Linked DNA regions of Homo sapiens: region 2 is linked to region 1. A link is an interaction called in ENCODE POLR2A ChIA-PET data of the cell type or tissue named here. Cell type or tissue: PC-9. All regions are shown on one strand. Each heading gives the region's core, and the rest is flanking DNA. Links, peaks and the distances in the headings are about the cores only.

The links. Peaks named below come from ENCODE experiments on the same cell type or tissue, not always from the same donor. Only the 100,000 strongest peaks of a DNase experiment are listed, where the experiment ranks them.
Region 2: POLR2A ChIA-PET joins it to region 1 with 6 read pairs; 2 of 35 experiments call an interaction of 5 or more read pairs at or near these places.

What each region holds. Positions count from the first base shown.
Region 1 is chr10:63,488,709-63,494,091 of GRCh38, forward strand. It overlaps a transcript of JMJD1C not described here. Among named protein-coding and RNA genes, the nearest start is that of JMJD1C, 25 kb to the left of the region's middle. In PC-9, for the core only: no CTCF peak of the experiment used is centred there; no DNase peak of the experiment used is centred there; H3K27ac peaks cover 1,018 bases.
Region 2 is chr10:63,206,067-63,211,449 of GRCh38, forward strand. It overlaps JMJD1C (jumonji domain containing 1C), which reads right to left. Exons shown (of 26, transcript NM_032776.3): 9 at 2,997-3,169; 10 at 529-2,735. Among named protein-coding and RNA genes, the nearest start is that of NRBF2, 75 kb to the left of the region's middle. RefSeq lists a silencer at 309-509. In PC-9, for the core only: no CTCF peak of the experiment used is centred there; no DNase peak of the experiment used is centred there.

The sequences.
Region 1 (5,383 bases), core at 307-5,306:
TCTTTCCCATTATTTGGCAACTGAAGATATGTTATAGTATGGCATAAAACAGCCTAATTTTGCTAAGGGAAATTGATAACCTGCAGTGGGTGTTGAGAGGAGCTTGAGGGTGCTGGTAATGTGCTGTTTCTTATTCTGGGTGCTGTTTATATGAGTGTGTTCAGTTTTTAAAAATTCATTGAGATATATCCTTATCACAGTCATGTGTCACATGACATTTTTTGGTCAATGACAGATGGCATATAGGACGATGGTCCCATAAGATTATGCTGGAGCTGAAAAATTCCTATCACCTCATGATGTCATAGCTGGCATTACATCCTAGCAAAACACATTACTCATATGTTTGTGGTGGTGCTGGGGTAAACAAACCTACTGTGTTGCTAGTCATTTAAAAAGTAAAAAATGAGGCCGGGCGCAGTGGCTCACGCCTGTAATCCCAGCACTTTGGGAGGCTGAGGCAGGCGGATCACCTGAGGTCAGGAGTTTGAGACCTGCCTGGCCAAAATGGCGATACCCTGTCTCTACTAAAAGTACAAAAATTAGCTGGGCATGGTGGCGGGCGCCTGTAATCTCAGCTACTCAGGAGGCTAAGGCAGGAGAATCACTTGAACCCAGGAGGCAGAGGTTGCAGTGAGCCGAGATCGCACTACCGCACTGCAGCCTGGGCAAAATGAGTGAAACTCTGTCTCAAAAATAAATAAATAAATAAATAAATAATATGAGTATAAGCTACAGCAGCAGGAGTCATGGCAGGTCAAGTGTTTAGAAAGCTTCTTCCACTCTTTCACCGAGTACTGGCTGAAAGGAGTGGAGCTGAAACTGTAACTAAAGGACGCATTATGCTTTCAGAAAAATCTCAAGGAAAAGTACTGCAAGCAAGAGGAGTAACTGTTGGATGGGGGTCTAAAAGGAATGAGTGAAGAGATTCAACACTGGGATTACAGGCATGCACTACCACACCTGGCTAATTTTTATATTTTTAATAGAGACATATTTCACCATATTGGCCAGGCTGGTCTTGAACTTCTAACCTCAAGTGATTCACCCACCTCAGTCTCCCAAAGTGCTGGGATTACAGGCGTGAGCCACTGGGTCTGGCCCACTTTTCCAGGTTCTATACCAGGGGTCCCCATCCCCCGGACCATGGACCAGTACCAGTCCATGGCTTGTTAGGAACTGGGCTGCAAAGCAGGAGGTGAGCTGCCTGTGAGGGCGCATTATCTAGCCTGAGCTCTGCCTCCTGTCAAATCAGCAGCTGCATTAGATTCTCACAGGAGGACACTGTGAACTGAGCACACGAAGGATCTAGGTTGCATGTTCCTTATGAGAATCTAATGCCTGATGATCTGGGGTGGAAGAGTTTCATCCCAAAACTATTCACCCACCCCAGTCCTTGGAAACATTGTCTTCCATGAAACTGGCCCCTGGTGCCAAAAAGGCTGGGGACCACTGTTCTACACCTCAGATGTACAAGCTGTCTCCAACCTGAGCCTTGCACATGCTGCTTCCTTTATGGGAATGCACTTTCCCAGACTCTTGACCTACTGAGCTCATTCTCAATTTTTAGGCCTCAGCTCAACTGCCACCTCTTCATGAAGCCCTTCATGGACACCCTCACAGAAAGTGACTCCTCAGTTATTCTTTCTTTCTTGTCCCTCTATTTATTTCCTTCACAGCACTTAGCACAATCTATAATTATTTATTTATTTTATTTTTTTTTTTTGAGACAAAGTCTCACTCTATTGCCAGGCTGGAGTGCAGTGGTGCAATCTTGGCTCCCCGCAACCTCCGCCTCCTAGGTTCAAATGATTCTTCTGCCTCAGCCTGACAAGTAGCTGGGACTACAGATACGCGCCACCATGCCCAGCTTATTTTTGTATTTTTAATAGAGACGGGGTTTCACCATGTTGTTCAGGCTGGTCTCAATCTGTTGACCTCGTGATCCACCCACCTCGGCTTCCCAAAGTGCTGGGATTACAGGCGTGAGCCACCGCACCCAGCCTAATTATTTATTTGCTTGCTTATTAACTGTCTTGTTCACAAGAGTGAATGAAAGCTTCTTGAGGGCAGGAACTCAAGAAGGGCAGGAACTTTGTTTTGTTTAATCACCAACTTCCAATATAAGCATTCAATAAACATCTGTTGAATGCATGAATAAATAAAGGAGGCATTAATAACAATAGTGATGACAAAAATAACAGTTAACATTTACTGAGCACCTACCATGCACGAAGCACGCTAATGAGCAATCTATAGATAGCTCATTTAATCCATGCAACAACTCTATGTGCTAAGTACTAGTTTACTAACCTTAGAAATAAGAAAACTGAGATGACGAATTGTTGTATCTTGCCCTGTGGTCACACAATTTAGTGTGTGGGCAAGATAATCAAGGTAATCTCTTCAAGGTGGCCTAAAAGTTGGCAAAGAATGAAGATGGCAGATGGAGAAAACAGAAATAGTTATTTTACTTAACTTCTCTGCTTCCAACTTTTCTATTACCTTCCTCATCTCATTTTACTATTATAACTTTTCTTTTTCATCACCCCCTCCCCCAGTTATTCTTAACTACTGACTCTTTTCTCCTTGCCACTTGATCTGATTCAAAATAATTTCATGGGGTATCTTAATATTTACATGTAATATTTTAATATAAAACAATTAGTATTCAATAAGATATTACATAAAGACCCACAATTTTATTTTATAGTAAGATGGAATCTGCACCAGTAACTCTTGATCCCCCTTCCTTTCTTGCATAATGACTCGCATAAGGCAGTCAGCTTACTTGTGGACTGTTTTAAATAAAAAGAAAATGAAGAAAAGGAAAATCTTCCTCCTCTTTCCTTTCTATCTCCTAAGAAGGTGGATAAGAGTATAAAATACTACCCAAGCCTATCTTTAAGAGCCCTTCTTTATTGTGTCTGAAAATTTGCTTTGGAGTATGAAATTTTAATTATGCCTTGGTATTGCTCAATTTCATACTGTTATGACACAATCCCTCCTAGTTCTTCCCATAACAGCTTATAGCTACAACCCCCCTCCAGGGAAAAAGCAGGTTTGGGCTCCTCACTCTTTCCAGACAAACAAGGCAACTTTCAGAGAGCTTTCTAAGCAGTTGAATCAGATAGCTACTACAACACTTCTAGTGGAGTCCCAAGAGGAAATTTTCTTGCCAACTTCAGAAACAGCTATTTGTCAGCACAAAACAGAATTCATTCTAAACTAAGAGGGGCAGAGCGGGGGGAATGCAACCTAGCAGAAATTCCTTTTCCTTACAGAGAAACTTTTCCTTTAAACAACATATAGAGTAAATTATAACTTTTTCTTTCTTCTTTCTCTCTCTCTCTTTCGAGACTTTGTCACCCAGGCTGGAGTAAAGCGTGATCTCGGCTCTCTGCACCCTCGACCTCCTGGGCTCAAGGGATCCTCCCGCCTCAGCCCCGGAAGCAGCTGGGACTACAGGCCCATGCCACCATGCCTGGATAATTTTTTGTATTTTTTGTAGAGACAGTGTTTCACCATGTTGCCCAGGCTGGCACTTTTTCTTTCAAAGTCAAGCGGAAACTCCAAATAAAAAGATTCCTTCTGATATGAACAAAGTTTGATGAAATTAATCATGGGAAGAAAAATTTTAGCCTACAATAAAGATTTAAAAGATTATAAAGAAATGGCCAGGCACAGTGACTCACGCCTGTAATCCCAGCACTTTGGGAGGCCAAGGTTGGTGGATCACTTGAGGTCAGGGGTTTAAGACCAGCCTGGCCAACATGACAAAACCCTGTCTCTAATAAAAATACAAAAATTAGCTGGGCGTGGTGGCGTGGTGGCGTGGGCCTGTAGTCACAGCTACTCGGGACTCTGAGGCATGAGAACCACCTGAACCCAGGAGACAGAGGTGGCAGTAAGCCAAGATTGCGAACACTGCACTCCAGCCTGGCTGACAGAGTGAGGCTCTGTCTCAAAACAATATAAAATAAAATAAAATAAAAATAAAAGATTATTTTTAAAAAGCACATTAATAAAAATAATCACTAAAAATATAAGAAAAAGGGAAAAGAAAACAAATTACACTTTTTAATATGCCAATCTCAAAGTGGCAAGTTCAAAGTGTGGATGCAGGTCAAAGCAACTGAACATAATTCAGACAAATAACCCACTACAGTTTTGTCTGAATAACCCCAACATGAACTTAAAGTCTACACTCTTAGCTGTGAGGTACTAACTGAAATATGAGTCTAGATAACTGTCACATATATCTTCAAGGTAAGTATCAGGTGAAAGTGTTAGCTTAAGGGGGAGAAATAGAAGGATGATTTTCAATTGCCTGAATTTCTTTCTTTCTTTCCGTTTCTCTCCTATGTTAACCTTTCCATTATCTTTTTTCAACACCATTCGTAATTCAAGCAAAATCACTGAGTATGGAGACTTAACAAAATAATGTATTCATAGCAAAAAGATATTCCTACAATCTAAATCAACATATATGTAAGAATCACAGGCTATTTTTAAGTAGATGGGAACAAAACTGTTATTTCTTTTTTTTTTTTTTTTTTTTTTTTTTTTTGAGATGGAGTTTCACTCTTGTTGCCCAGGCTGGAGTGCAGTGGCATGATCTAGGCTCACTGAAACCTCCACCTCCTTGGTTCAAGCGATTCTCCTGCCTCTGCCTCATGACTCCTGCCTCCGCCTCATGAGTAGCTGCGATTATAGGCGTCAGCCACCACGCCCTGCTAATTTTTGTATTTTTAATAGAGACAGGGTTTCACCATGTTGTCTAGGCTAGTCTCAAACTCCTGACCTCAGGTGAACCGCCTGACTTGGCCTCCCAAAGTGCTGGGATTACAGGCGTGAGCCACCACCCCCAGCCTAATTCATATTTTTATAATAAAATTTTAAATCTGTTAATTACAGGCGTGAGCCACCACACCCGGCTAATTCCTAATTTTTGAAAGTACATATTATTAGATAATAAATTCAACAGCACCTAAAACAGAAGCATAAATGTTCTCTTTTTGAACATAAATTAATTTAGGGATTAGCCATTTTCACAGAGCAGATGAGTAGCCACTTTACAAATGGAGGGAATAAACTCATATAAAGTTAGAAAGGAACTGGGAAAATAACAAAGCTCTCAAATAACTCTAAGAATGTTTTCTTTCCAATCCAGATCTCTGATCACATTTTTTAAAAAGAAGGAAAAAAATAAAAACAAAGAGAGAGAGAAACCATGGAGTCTTTTCTTCCCGTAGCTGGCAGGAAGTAGGGTATATGATTTCTATGTAGCCTGACTCAGAATACTTTTCAAAGTTTGGAAAGTTGGGCCTGGTGGCTCATGCCTATAATCCCAGCACTTTGGAAGGCCGAGGCGGGCGGATCA
Region 2 (5,383 bases), core at 291-5,290, 280 kb before region 1:
TCTGTGAATTTTGGTATCCGTGGGGGCGTCCTGGAACCAATCCCCCACAGGTATACCCAGGGACAACTGTAACTATCTTCTAGAAATTTGCCTCAAAATATGTGTATGTGAGCAGAATTTCTTTCCTGACTACATCTTGTTAGAGGTAAATATCTTAGCTGATATTACAAATCCACTTTTGGTGTGACAGCCATAACTGCATTTTGACAATTCTTAGAAATGGCCAAAATTACGAGTAACTACTAAATTCCACGTTAAATTACGCAAATTACCTACAATGACTGTCAGGTAAGATATATATTTCTACAAGTCTTTTAAAAATAGAGGAATAAGTGTTCTCTCATTTCCTCTTAAAGGGTACTTACTTGTGAAATGTAGAAATGAGATCAATGAGCATATACATAAAGCTAAGGCACGCAAATGAAGACAAAGGATGCCTTTAAGCTCACTGATCTTTAAAGCAGCACACTAGTATAGCTAAAACATTCAGCCCATTTTACCTGAGATAAAACAAAGTAACTGACTTACTATTACTGTTGCTTTGCAACTTCAGTTTACTTCTTTCTTTGGCACTCCTGCTGAGAACTCCATTGGGTTTCAAATCTTCTTCTATTTCACCTTTTCTCTTTTGCAAATCATTTTGCTTCTTTTTGTAAGTTGGCTTAGGTTGTCTTTTAGTCCTTTGCTCTGACTTGCTTTCACTTTCATCTGAGTCTCCACTTTCAGAGCCAGATTCATAAGTTCTTTTGGCTTTTCTCCTGTTGACTTTATCATCTTTTACATATTTATCAACTATGATCTTACTATCTACACTATTTTGTATATCACTAGATGTAGAGGCTATTAAGTTGACAGAACATGGCTTAATAATTTCTGATACAGAATTCCCTGAATTTTCCATTTTATTAGTATTTTTATCTTCTTCTGAGTGTCTGGTGAGCCAGGCCTTTTTCAGTTTAGTATGGTAGTTTGGTTGACTTGTCTGGGAAGCTTGCCCATTTCCTACAGAGTTTGCTTTGTTAATTGTACTACAGATTACAGTGCTATCCAGAGGAAGGGAGGCTGAAAGTGTCTGATTTTTTATAGCATTAGGTTCAGTCTCACTGGCATTACTACTTTTATACTGAGCTGCAGCCAATGCTGCCTTGTGCTTTTTTAAATGGATAAAATCAGTTGTGCCTGAGAACCCAGAACTGGGTTGAACAACACTTCCTGTCTTACTACTGGCTAATGTAACTGGTGCTGTGGTGCTGACCTTGCATTCTTGTTTTTGAGCCACTGGCTGACTGACACTTTTTGAAGATACACATTCTGATGATGTAGAGGCCAAAATGGTATTTGATAAAGAGGAAATTACTTCTGAACCACCCCAGCTGGAAACACTGGTAGTATCGGCAGCAGATGTGATTACATCCGTTTTGGTATTACACATCGTATTTACAGCAGACATGACTGAACTGGGAACACTGCCCTGTGAGACAGCCTGAAAGTTTTTTTCAGATTTTGTGTGAACACTGTCTGAATTCACATTTGGCAAAATGATTCTTCCAGTTTCTCCGGCTTCTGCTAGTTTGAGGCAATCTGTTTTATGTGCCCCAGCTGAAGATCTTTCACTAACACGATCTTTAGAAGCTAACTGCATTGCTGGCATACTATCAGTTTTTGTACTAGAAGATGGACGCACAATGACAGATGCCATAGCAGCCTGTAACTTTCCGCTGCTTTTCTCCACATGCCATTCAGTTTTCTCTTTGCTGAGGTTATTATTAGGTCTCCACATCTCCGTCAAACTCTGTTCTGAAGAACTCTTAAAATTTGCCTGGGAGTCTTTTGGTTCGGGTATTAGAGTTGGAGGCTTCTGTGATTCTTGAACTTTACCACCAGCATTTACTGGCATCACCGGAGTTAAAGTTGGAGGGGAAAGACTACTATAGCTGCCTTCCTTTCTTTCCAGGCTGTGATGGATTGGTGGGTGAAATACTGGTGCTCTATGTAATGCAGGCATACTGCGGAGTGTATTTGTAGAAGAAACTGTCAAATGGGTAGGACTCCTACAATCATTTCTGAAGGTTGTTACTGAGTGAGATGCAATCTGATGTGGAAGATGTTCTGGTATCTTGCCTACTAAACCTTCACTTTCTGGTTGGTGTTTAATCAAAGGTGGAGGCTTTGAAAGAGATGTTATAAATGAAGTCAGAGTTTGAGGATTAGCTGCTGCCGCTGCAAGGGCATTACTCTGTTTATCACCGTAAATATTTGAAACTTCTTTGGATGGGTATGATCTTGGTGGTTCATTGACCACACTATTAGACAATGTAGTGAAATAGTTACTTTGGGGTAAACTCTGAGGCACTGAGTGCTTCATTTTATAAAGATCTGATACTGAGCGTTCTACATCCATATCTTGTTTGATGATATGGCTTTTAGGACTGGAAGATGATGATGCCACTCTGGAATAATTCTCTCTCTCACCCTCAAGTCCCTTGATTTTAGTTGTAAAGGGAGCAACATCAATACTTTCTTGAAGAATTCGACGGTGTTCCTCTTTGTATTTGTTTAACCTCTCTCCAGTCTCCTGGGGTGGCCTCTGTAACTGATTTAATACTGGATCCACAAAATGCCTATGTAAGTGACAATCTTTTCCAGTCTGTGACCTATTTAGATCCAGGTCATTTTTGGCTGATGTGGATGCAACAGACCGTAATGGTTCCATAAAAGCTTTTCTTTCTAATTCTCTGTAAAGAAAATACACAAATATTTCTGTAACCACTTTTTCCTGCAAAATACAAAGACAGCTTCTATGCAATATCATTCTATTATGAAAGTAAAAGACATCTTTGCATGTACTCTAATACTATAATAAATTTGAAGAAATATCAAAACAGAACAAAGCCTAATCTTAAGATATGTGTTAACTTAAAATTAACTATTTAAAAGGCAAATTAAGAAAAATTATGAACAAGGTATTTATAATTTTTAAGCACTGGTGAACTTACTCCTTATGATGATCTACTAAAGTTTTTGTCAATGGTGGACTGGAATGGGCTGTAATTTTAAGAGGCCGATGAGGCTCTGCACTGGAAGGTCTGACAGGAATGTGACTAAGTAATCCAATACCATCTGCTGAGGTCACAGGGGTGGGCTGATGTAGCCAAGGACTGGGAGAATTCTATTAACAAAACAAAACAAAAAAAACACCTAGATTTCAGTTACTAGAAAAAGCTAAACACCGTGTCACAGTAGAACTGGGTATGATCTTGGTGGTTTATTAGTTCATTCAAATAGCAGTTTCTTTGGGAAACTTGTAACTTTTTCTAAATACATCTTATGAGAAATATTCAGACAAATAATAACATAATTAAACAGATTTTTCCATATCATAATCAGTATTAAATAATTTATTGTCATCTTACTAAAAACAGATCTTGAAATCAGTGCCTTAAATTTACTATAAATGCCATATACAGAACCTAGTTTATATGATTTCCTGATTCTAACAGCAAAAGTATATTGCTAACAGTAAAAACAGAATATTATTCCTAAAACACATTTCATCAGAAATAGAAATTATAACCAAATTCATTTGTCAATTTTTGTCATCAAAAAATTTAACTTTTCCAATGTAACAATTTACTGACAATTGGCAGATAATTACATTTCAAAACCCAAATGCACTCCCCATTTCACTCTAAGCTATAAACAAGGTTGCACCATTAAGCTTGGAGGTGTAGAAGTCTAATAAAGTTAATTTTATACATCAATATGCTGCCTGTCTCATGACTGAATATAAGGTGACAGCAACCTCTTCATCGAGACATACAGCTATCTGACTACATGCTTAAGGATTTTTCTATATTCTGACTCACTGACATCCTTCCAGAACATGTTTTATGAATTTGTTAATAGGATGATAGTCAAATAGCAGGAAAATACAACCTCCTTTGTATTTTCTCTAACAAAGGGAATACGTTTTACTTCTCAAAATAATGCAAAAGCAGTATGTCACACCAAAAATATACTGCTATGAAATTAAAAACATACACTATAGCCATAAACCCCACATAAGAGAAAAATACATAAATATACACATAAGGATCAAATATGTGTCTCAAACGGCCTCAGTTCTATAAGATCCAGAAATCTTAAACAGCAATCAATTATGGCAATGACAACAAAGTTTTGCTCTATAAAATGCCATTCAAAATTATTTCTCAATAATAGTGTCTTATGCTTGTATTGTTTCTTCACTTTTGGTCAATAGTAGGGGGTAAGATATTTTTATTTTTCCTCAAAATGTTATTCAAATTTACTCCTTTATGTTGTAATTTTATATAACAAATAAAAATCTGATACACTTGTTTTTAGTTTAACACATTTATGACCAGTTAATAAAATATTTTATGTACTTATAAACACAGAGGCTAGACAGTCATGGTCTAAGTCCATATACATGTGACACATACTGAGTATTGCTCCCTTCCAAGCCATTTTTAAGTTACTTAAATCTGTTTTCAAGAGTTTGGATGTTAAGGAAAAAGACACAAATCTGTTAGCCAGCTCTTGGCTCTCCTGTGTTCCTCTAGCTAGCTTATCTTTGTGCAGCTGCAGCTACATTAATGACGTGAGAGTGAAGGGTCAGAATAAACATGTGAGTGCAACAATAAAAATAGAAACCTTGAATTAATAATCTGAGTACAGTAGGGCACTTGGGTCACCAGGCCTGCTTTCTATTCTGGTAAAGAGGATAATATAGTGATTAGTGATTCTTCACTGAGTTTGACTATGTAACACACAGGTTCCAGTATGACTCCCATCTACGACAAAAGCAACGGCACCCTCCAAAATGGTAATGGAAAGCTTGTGATCAATGGCAGCATAATTCTGGAACTGAGATCTTGTCAACCTCAAATGTGGTGATGCTGGTGCAGAATCAACTGTGGGCATCACTGGTGAGACTTCATTAAAGGCCAAAGGTCATATGAAAGTAGAGCCAAAAGGAGTCCATGTTTGCAACAGGAATAAACCACAGGAAACATCTTTCAAAACTGGTAGACCTTATGCAAGATGCATCATCAACCACTTGGTGCCTCTTATCATCAAAGTTCACCCATCACATGGTTGGGCATGGTGGCTCATGCCTGTAATCCCAGCACTTTGAGAGGCCGAGACAGGCGGATCACTTGAGGTCAGGAGTTCGAGACCAGCCTGGCCAGCATAGTGAAACCTCGTTTCTACTAAAAATACAAAAAATTAGCCAGGTGTGGTGTTGCACACCTGTAGTCCTAGCTACTTGGGAGGCTGAGGCAGGACAATCACTTGAACCCGGGAGGCAGAGGTTGCAGTGAGCCAAGACTGTATCACTGTACTGTAGCCTGGCAACAGA